Linked DNA regions of Homo sapiens: region 2 is linked to region 1. The links are chromatin contacts, found by Hi-C or POLR2A ChIA-PET in ENCODE. All regions are on one chromosome and are shown on one strand. The core of a region is the stretch at or near the end of the contact, and the rest is flanking DNA. Distances in the headings are between cores, read along the strand shown. Region 1 has its middle 670 kb from the start of IGFBP3. Region 2 has its middle 730 kb from the start of IGFBP3.

Region 1 (5,006 bases), core at 1,060-3,559:
TTATGATTTCCACTCTTTTGCATTTGCTGAGGAGTGTTTTATTTCAATTATGTAGTCAATTTTAGAATAAGTGCAATGAGATGCTAAGAAGAATGTATATTTTGTTGATTTGTGGTTGAGAGTTCTGTAGATGTCTATTAGGTCTGCTTGGTCCAGAGCTGAGTTCAAGTCCTGAATATCCTTGTTAATTTTCTGTCTCATTGATCTGTCTAATATTGACAGTGGGGTGTTAATGTCTCCCACTATTATTGTTTGGGAGTCTAAGTCTCTTTGTAGGTCTCTAAGAACTTGCTTTATGAATGTGTGTCCTCCTGTATTGGGTGCATATGTATTTAGGATAGTTAGCTCTTCTTGCTGCATTGATCCCTTTACCGTTATGTAATGCCCTTCTTTGTCTCTTTTGCTCTTTGTTGGTTTAAAGTCTGTTTTATCAGAGAGTAGGATTGCAACTCCTGCTTTTTTTTTTCTTCCCATTTGCTTGGTAAATATTCCTCCATCCCTTTATTTTGAGCCTATGTGTATCTTTGCATGAGAGATTGGCATCCTGAATACAGCACACTGATGGTTCTTGACTCTTTATCCAATTTGCCAGTCTGTGTCTTTTAATTGGGGAATTTAGCCTGTTTACATTTAAGGTTAATAGTGTTATGTGTGAATTTGATCCTGTCATTGTGATGCTAGCTGGTTGTTTTGCCTGTTAGTTAATGCAGTCTCTTCACAGCGTCGATGTTCTTTACAATTTGGTATGTTTTTGCAGTGGCTGGTACTGGCTCTTCCTTTCCATGTTTAGTGCTTCTTGTCTGTAAAGGATTTTATTTCTCCTTCACTTATGATGCTTAATTTGTCTGGATATGAAATTCTGGGTTGAAAATTATTTTCTTTGAGAATGTTGAATATGGGCCCCCACTCTCTTCTGGCTTGTAGGGTTTCTGCAGAGAGATCCGCGTTAGTCTGATGGGCTTCCCTTCGTGGGTAACTAGACCTTTCTCTCTGGCTACCCTTAACGTTTTTTCCTTCATTTCAACCTTGGTGAATCTGACGATTATGTGTCTTGAGGTTGCTCTTCTCAAGGATTATCTTTGTGGTGTTCTCTGTATTTCCTGAATTTGAGTGTTGACCTGTCTTGCTAGGTTAGTGAAGTTCTCCTGGATAATATACTGAAGAGTGTTTTCCAACTTGGTTCCATTCTCCTGTCATTTTCAGGTACACCAATCAAATGTAGATTTGGTCTTTTCATATAGTCCCATATTTATTGAAGGCTTTGTTCGCTTCTTTTTATTCTTTTTTCTCTAATCTTGTCTTCTTCTTTACTTCATTAAGTTGATCTTCAATCACTGATATCCTTTCTTCCACTTGATTAATTCGGCTATTGATACTTGTGTATTCTTCACGAAATTCTTGTACTGTGTTTTTCAGCTCCATCAAGTCACTTACGTTCTTTTCTACCTTGGTTATTCTAGTCACCAATTCGACTAACCTTTTTTCCAAGGTTTTTAGCTTCCTTGCATTGGGTTAGAGTATGCTCCTTTACCTCGGAGGTGTTTGTTATTTCCCACCTTCTGAAGCCTACTTCTGTCAGTTCGCCAAACTCATTCTCTCTCCAGTTTTGTTCCTTTTCTGGTGAGGAGTTGTAATCCTTTGGAGGAGGAGAAGCGTTCTTGTTTTTGGAATTTTCAGCCTTTTTGCACTGCTTTTTCCCCATCTTTGTGGATTTATCAACCTTTGGTCTTTGATGTTGGTGACCTTTGTATGGGGTTTTTGAGTGGACGTGCTAATGCTTTCTGTTTGTTTCTTTTCCTTCTAACAGTCAGGCCCCTCTGCTGCCAGTCTGCTGGAGTTTGCTGGAGGTCCACTCCCGACCCTGTTTGCCAGGGTATCTCCAGTGGAGGCTGCAGAGCAGCAAAGATTGCTGCCTGTTCTTTCCTCTGGAAGCTTCAACCCAGAGAGGCACTTGCCGGATGCCAGCCAGAGCTCTCCTATATGAAGTGTCTGTCGGCCTCTACTGGGAGTTGTCTCCCAGTCAGTCTACACAGGGATCAGGGACCCACTTGAGGAGGCAGTCTGACCCTTAGCAGAGCTTGAACGCTGTGCTGGGAGGTCTGCTGCTCTCTTCAGAGCCATCAGGCAGGGACATTTAAGTCTGCTATAAGCCCCTGACTGGGGCTGCTGCCTTTTTTACAGGGATGCCCTGTCCAGAGAGGAGAAAGCTGGCAGTCTGGCCACAGCAGCCTTGCTGAGCAGCAGTGGGCTCCACCCAGTTCAAACTTCCCAGAGGCTTTGTTTACACTGTGACCATAAAACCTCCTACTCAAGCCTCAGCAATGGCAGATGCCCCTACCCCCACCAAGCTCGAATATCCCAGGTGGATCTCAGATTGTTGCTGTGCTGGCAGCGAGAATTTCAAGCCAGTGGATCTTAGTTTCCTGGGCTCCGTGGGAGTGGGAGCCACCAAGCCAGACCACTTGGCTCCCTGGCTTCAGCACCCCTTTCCAGGGAAGTGAACAGTTCTGTCTCACTGGCATTCCAGGCACCACTGGGGTATGGAAAAAAAAAAAAAAGAGCTCCTGCAGCTGCTAGTTGGATATCTGCCCAATTAGCCACCCAGTTTTGTGCTTGAAACCCAGGGCCCTGGTGGGGTAGGCACCAGAGGGAATCTCCTGGTTTGTGGGTTGCGAATATGCTGGGACAAGCGCAGTACCTGTGCCAGAGTTCTTCAGGCTCAGACCCTCACGGCTTCCCTTGGGTAGGGGAGAAAATTCCCCAACCCCTTGCATTTCCTGGGTGAGGCAATGCCCTGCCCTGCTTTGGCTGGCCCTCCATGGGCTGCACCCACTGTCCAACCAGTCCGAGTGAGATGAACCAGGTACCTCAGTTGGAAATGCAGAAATCACCTGCCTTCTGCGAGGATCTTGCTGGGAGCTGCAGACCTGTGCCTATTTGGCCATCTTGAATCCTTAGAACTTTTTTTAGAACATTTTTTCTTTTTAAGTTCTTTTGGAACTGTCTATACCTTAATGTTTACACTTTTTCATGTCATCATTACCATTTATTTAATATTATATTAGGCAATTTTTTTTCTGATAAATTCAACCTATTTATACCCCCAATATGTTAGAATTCCATTTTCTTATTTCTTTTCTTTATTCTACTAATTTATTTTATTTTCCGAACTCTAATAACATTTGAGTCAATCTGTTTTCTTTCAAATTTTCAACTACATCTTCCTTATTTTCAAAATACAATAGTGAATCATTGTATTCATCAGAATGTGTAAAGTATTGCTGCAAATACAAACAAGTCCCAAATCTCAGTGGGCTGGAATAGTGTATAGAGCACACTAGACAAAAGTAATTGCATCTTAGAAAAGGACTCCATTTTATATTTCCCAGTTGACTTTACCAACAAGCATAAGATGGTTTGTTTAATAAACAACAACAAAAAAATTACTACCTCCAACCAGATAAAAACACAAACAAGCGTACTCTTCCACTATCAGTTCTCACCGGAGGAGTCTTTGGCTATAAAAGAACAAGCTGTCAGCAGCTCTAAACATTCCCCCCAACTGATAAATGTCCCTCTGTCACCTGTGATAAGAACTTGGCATCTGTCACTGAAGGCTGTGCCACCTCAAAGACTCTTCCTCGCAAGACCCAGGGGCTGGACCATCAGGCCCAGACCAGGACTCCTTTTGTCTTCTTCCTTCCCCCTGGGCTAGTTCGTTAACACTCTCTCCTATCTCTCTTTCTCTTGATGCTAAATGTTACTTTGCTTGTTGTGGAATGCTTAATCCCTAACATTTATATATTGATTCAGCATATTATTATGTATGGTTTGTAATATTGACTAACTTGTGGAGCATCTTGAACCTGTGTGCCCACACTTCTGACTGCTGAGTAAATGAGATGTAACAAGGAGAACTGCTTCCTTGGGAACTCCATGTGGCTCATGGCTTTTGTGATTGAATCACAATCAGTAAAAGCTTGACATTGTGGAAAGACACAAACATGCGTGGACCTGGTTATCTCTAACTTTGCACCACTCATGACAAATGGGAAAGATTTATTTTTTTCTTATGCTACATGTCTATTTCAGCTTAGCTGTGGCTTTTGCTCCATATCATATTGACTCAGAGATGTGAACAGCAAAGCCCCCAGTATTTGGCATGTTGCCGGTTGCTATAGCAGAGAAAAGAGAACGTGGCAAATCACACAAGCACTAGCTTTGAAATATTTCCACTTAGAGGTGATAAATATCATTGTTTCTCACATTTCCCCCATGATAGCAAGACACAGGGGCCCCAGCTTGCCTAACTTCACGGAAGCAAGAGACTACATCCTGATCATGAGTCTGGAAGAGAAATTCCAGCACCAATGACAGCCATAGTCTGTCGTTCCAGCTCATTGTTTGTACACACAAAACACACTCACCCTCTTCCCAAGAAAAACAACCCCAAGATCCCATCCATAAAGCACTATGCATAAATCCCAGGATTTCTGGGAGAAAAGAAAGAATGACATAAGAATTAAAAAGGCAAATTCCTTGCCTCCTCACCGCATGCTCAATTTGTAATGGCAGAACAAGATTGCAGTAACCTCAACACACATGCCCAGTGTACAAAGGGAAGAACGGAAGCCACATAAAGATATCCTGGGATACAGCAATTTGAATTTCCCTTGGACATGTATTTTGAGGGCCTGTTACTTGGGGGGACAGGGAATGTTCCCTTCACAGGCTCTGATTCTTGTTCCTGTGGATACCTTCTTTGTCTACTTTTCTTCATGGCTGTTTGCTCTGCCATCTGGAAGATTCTCCCTTTTACAATCTCCTCAACCCCACTGAATGTGGCCCTTGGGACACATGCCCTTGCTGAAACCTGAGAGTTCTCCTCAGTTCACTTTCTGCCCCTAGGTATGTGGGGCACCCTATGGGTCAGTTTAGGTCTCTAATAACCAATCTTGACAAATTTTGTGATTATTTTGGCAGTACAGTTATCTCAAATACTTAAT
Region 2 (5,006 bases), core at 1,671-4,170, 60 kb before region 1:
CTTCTTTCTTCTGCCAGCATGAGCGGAAACATCCCATCTCATCTCATCTTCCCTGGCCCTCAGACTGGGATTTATACCATTGGCTTCTCTGGTAATCAGGCTTTTGGGCTTGGATTAATTTGCATCACCAGCTTTCTGGGATCTACACCTCTCAGAGTGCAGATCATGGAATTTCCCAGCCTCTGTAGTTTCAAGAGCCACTTCCTCATAATAAATCTCCGCATATATCCTACAGGTTCTCTTTTTCTGAAGAACACTGACAAATACATTTTTCCCTTGTCTGACAACTCATTCTGCTTATTATTATAGATATTTGTGTATTTAACCTGTTTTTACTGAATAATGATTTTTTTGCAAGGGCAAGCATTGGATTTCCCCCATTTCTACATCATCTTTAGGTCCTGGCGATCTGTTTGGGTACCTAAGAGCTTCAGAAAGTGTTTCAATGGAAATGAATAAATTAGCAATTGTTTGTCTGTGTGCTCACTCATGCAAATATAACTTTTTTTTTTCTTGAGATGGAGTCTTGCTCTGTCACCCAGGCTGGAGTGTGGTGGCGCACTCTCAGCTCACTGCAAACTCTGCCTCCTGGGTTCATGCCATTCTCCTGCCTCAGCCTCCCGAGTAGCTGGGACTACAGGCGCCTGCCACCACGCCTGGCTAATTTTTTGTATTATTTAGTAGAGATGGGGTTTCACCATGTTAGCCAGGATGGTCCCAATCTCCCGACCTCGTGATCCGCCCGCCTCGGCCTCCCAAAGTGCTGGGATTACAGGCGTGAGCCACAGTGCCCTGCCAATATAACTTTTTTCTATTGTCTTTAACATTTTGATTTTCTAACTTATGCTTCTACATTGTAAGTATTTCCAGAAAGAGATCAGAAAGAGAATCATGTAGATGCTCACTAAAATTCAATTCTTCAGGCAATTCTCCCTCAAAAATCCACAAGTGAAGCCACACTGATATTTGTATGGGATTTTTCTCAGGGAGTTCTCATGTTACACTAACATCCACTTCTTGGTATTCATTATGATTCTTTTAATACTGAAAGATTTTCAGAACTTCTTGCTAACTTGGAATCATCAACTGGCTCTAGGTGGGCCCAATAAGGTCTTTTCCTAATTCATCCAACCACCCAACACAGTATTAAAGGACTCTTGTTCAAAGCATTTATGTTATTTTTTAGCTTCCAGATATGTTTTTTACTTTTTTCAATATTTTACCTCTTCTTCATTATCCCTGACCTGATCTTTTAGATGTATGTTTAACTCTTAGACATATGGTCAATGCTTTTTTATTATTTTGTCTCATGTTTTCCAACTTTTTCTTTGAGTTCTGAGTTTTGTTAATAATCAACTTAGTGTTCAAAGTAAACATCTGACTATCGAGCATGCACACTTGTTTTTTTACTGTATTTCTTACAATGTCTAAGACCTTTTTTTCTCTTTGTTCTGCCATTCAAAGCTGCCATTCTTGTTTCATACTTGCAACATCTTCTTAAATCTGCTTAATGCGTTTTCTCCTGCTCCCCAAAGTATATTAGTTTTTTTCTGAGTTCAGTGTCCCAGGAGTTCCCCCAGCCCCCTTTCTTGTGGTTGGTTTTCTCATGTGTCTGGTGAGGGCAGATGGTCCATTTGCATCACCGCTGGTAATATTTCCACGGGTTAGGTTGGTAAGTATGTTCATGTAATACATGAACATGTAAACGCCAGGGCTCACAGCAGACAGCCCAATAATTTATGGAGTGAGCAGACAAGCAGGTTTCACTTAAGGAATATGTGGAGTGGCCTGGAGTGTTTCATTTTGTTTCTTCCTGGCCAACAATGCTTGTCTCTTCTGAAATAATGTTTCTTTTTCCTTTGAGCCTGGGTAAAGGTCTAGTTCCCTCAGTGTCTGCTCACTTTCTTTCTTAGGTGCCTATCCCCCATCTCTAAGAACAGATTTTCAGTTCAGCCTGGGGTAGGCATCACCATTCTCCATGTGTCCAATCCAGGCAAGTCTACCTCTGGAGTGCCTGTTCATTACTGATATGCTACATTCTACCTCTGCTACGAGGTTGCTGAAAAGCTAAAGTAGGATCATCTGTGAAACACTGGTATATAGCTCTGCCTTCACATACCTGGTTCTCATAAGAAGAAATGCCCTGTCACTGTTTCCTTGCTGGAAAATCCCTACTCGGTTTGTAACACGCAGCAAATGAATCAACTTTCTGCATGAATCATGCCCACACCTGAGAGAATCAGGTCAAAACTATTGTTCCCATTTTGCATATGTGGAAAATGAGGCTTGAGTAGAGCAAGTGAGACAGGCAGGTGGGACCAGGAAACATCACCTGGAATCTTTGACGCTAGACGGCAGAGAGGGGTCACCTGGGATTTTGTTCTCTCTGGTACAGCTCACTTTCCTTCCTCATGAATCAGTCCCTGGAGCATTGCTGTGCCAAACCCTTATCAACCTCAGCAGGGAAGGCGCCAGGTTCAAGAGGCCAAAGAAAAGACTCAGAATCAGCAAATGAGACACGGGGTTTTATTAGGGGCTTTCATACAGGGGGGAGAGTCCAGTGGCGGCAGGCTGGGCAGGAGAACCGCCTTATGGACAGAAGCAATCCAGTGACAGCAGGCTGGACAACGTAAACGCACAGCACAGTGGTGGTGGGCTGGGCAGGACAACCACAACCACTTGAAAACAGCATGCAGTTTATGGAGTATTTTCACTTAACACCCTCCCTGTAATGACCTCCACCTGACAACCTTCATTTACTGACCCCCCCCCCCCAACCAAAACTCAGATCCTCAATCTTCTATACAGCCCGTGTTCCACAGGACATGCCAGGGGCTCAGAGGTTCCTCATAGACAAGGAATGAATCACCAGATTGGCCACTCCTGGATTCCCGAGCTTGGAACAACACTCAGGTGTGTCTACCACACAGGGTCATTCTAAGGGTATGCTTAAGTTATTGCTGTCAGGTGCATTTACCCAACAGCATCTAACAGTGAAAGAGACTTCCACAGGGCAACATGCTGTGTTTAGCTAGCCCTATCTTTATTCTTAGGGGGATTTTTTTCCCAAATTCATATTTTATATTTTTGCTCAAATTTTTAACTGGTTTGGAAACCTGGGCCTCTATTTCATTGAATTTGAATGATGACACATATTTAAAAGTTTACCAAAACCTTCTTTGTCTCAAAAAAATCATTAAAGTACCATGAAAATACAAATAATTGTACTATTTGATACAGAAATAATTAATTAATTAAAAATAAAAGAAAATATTTTCAACCTCACTTTCTCTCGAAGGAAATTTTACTTATCATATTCTCTCTTTATTTCCCCCCTTCAGTTGATTGGATGTGTTATCTCCTTTCTGATTTTCTTCCTTCCTTCCTTCCTCTCTTTCTTTTCCTTCTATCTTCTGGTATGTTTCATTATTCTGCTCAGTTTTTTATTTAGCCATCATATTTTCAATTTTCAATAATTCTCTGTTCTCTGATTATTTATTTTTAAAAAGTAGTTTTATTGAGCCAGGAAAAAATATTTAATAAAAAACAGAAAGCATAAATTATATGTCTATTAATAAACAGAAATATTGCTTTCAGATGGCATTGAATTAGGGGATTATTCTGCTCTGGTAAAAACCAGGCTATCTATGCATCTTCTCCTGCTGCCGCATTTGTTCTGATGAAGAAACCAATTTTTGGAATACCTTCAGCACTGTCTGTGGGATATTTGCAGGGTGCACATATAAGAAGAAGATGTCTTCCTCAGTGTTATTTAACTCTGTGCAATAACAACTTAGGAACAGTGATAGCTAGAGCTAGAGAAGTATTTTCAGTGAAAACAGTGATGTCCGAACATTGAGCAATTGTAGACTGAATTCAAGAATTCACTGTAATTCACACAAAAGTCATTGTAAAAGGAAGTACTAATTTCTGGTAAAACAGATGCAATACTTAGAAAAAAATATAGACAGAGCATAACCAAATCTTAAAAGAAAAGTGTTTTGTCTCTACTATTGAACTTAGCTAAGGATTTCACCCACCCACAGTGAGGAGGGATTGGGGTTAACCTCAGAATTGCATCGTGTTTTAATCAGAGCTTTGGAAAAATACAGCCATGAGAAGCTAACTGCATAAATCGTAACTGTGCATAAATCATTCTGCAATGTGAATTCAACACTTTCAAATAAATTTCCTGTTGTCTTTATGAAGTTTCAATTATATCTTCTGCATTTACAAGCAGTCTGGTGGCCCATGCAAGGCTGTCCTGATTCAAATAGAATTCCTAAGAGTTGGTGTCTAGAAGGATCTATTTAACAATTCAGGATGTTCAGGATATTGAAAAAAGTGGCAATGTTTGTATAACATTTTTGAATTGCAAAAGCATTTTCATATTTGTCATTTCATGTGAGACTCCCAGAATCTTTGAAGGTAGGGATTTTTTTTTGGCTTACTTTTTAGCATCCTCATTTGGGAGATGAGAAACCCAAGGCTTGCAGGTACGCTGTGTTGTCTAAGGTGGTGCTGGCAAACCATTCTGGACTCCAGTCCTTAACTTCCAGAATCATCTCTTATTTGTTGATATGGTTTGGCTATGTCCCCACCCAAATATCATCTTGAATTATAGTTCCCATAATTCTCACGTGTTGTGGGAAGGATCTTGTGGGAGATAACTGAACCATGGGGGTGGTTCCCCCATACTGCTCTCGTGGTAGTGAATAACTCTCATGAGATCTAATGGTTATACAAGGAGTTTCCCTTTTTGCTTGCCTCTCATTCTCCCTTGCCTGCTGCCATGTAAGATGTACCTTTCACCTTCTGCGATGATCATGAGGCCTCCCCAGCCACATAAAACTGTGAGTACATTAAACCTCTTTAAATTCCTTATGAATTACCCAGTCTCAGGTTTGTCTTTATCAGCAGCGTGAAAATGGACTAATACATTAAATTGGTACCAGTAGAGTGGGGTGCTGCTGTAAAGATACCCAAAAATGTGGAAGTGACTTTGG

Evidence for each region. A loop is a pair of places that touch in the nucleus more often than their neighbours do. ChIA-PET counts read pairs that join two places held with the same protein, here RNA polymerase II (POLR2A). Pooled maps may share reads with other maps.
Region 2: a map of Calu3 shows a loop between it and region 1 (2.3-fold over the local background). The contact joins two enhancer-like sites. A Hi-C loop is called at or near these places in 1 of 168 maps with a recorded cell type or tissue (Calu3) and 2 of 50 pooled maps. POLR2A ChIA-PET finds 5 or more read pairs at or near these places in 2 of 52 experiments (PC-9 and endothelial cell of umbilical vein).

The regions. Positions count from the first base shown.
Region 1 is chr7:46,588,679-46,593,684 of GRCh38, reverse strand. No RefSeq gene overlaps it. Among named protein-coding and RNA genes, the nearest start is that of IGFBP3, 670 kb to the right of the region's middle. Within about 2 kb of position 2,309, at least 3 of the 41 ENCODE cell types and tissues checked have a DNase peak (open chromatin) inside an H3K27ac peak, as active enhancers do; they include PC-9, where a contact is called at or near this core.
Region 2 is chr7:46,649,150-46,654,155 of GRCh38, reverse strand. No RefSeq gene overlaps it. Among named protein-coding and RNA genes, the nearest start is that of IGFBP3, 730 kb to the right of the region's middle. RefSeq lists an enhancer at 1,965-3,164. Within about 2 kb of position 2,920, at least 4 of the 41 ENCODE cell types and tissues checked have a DNase peak (open chromatin) inside an H3K27ac peak, as active enhancers do; they include PC-9, where a contact is called at or near this core.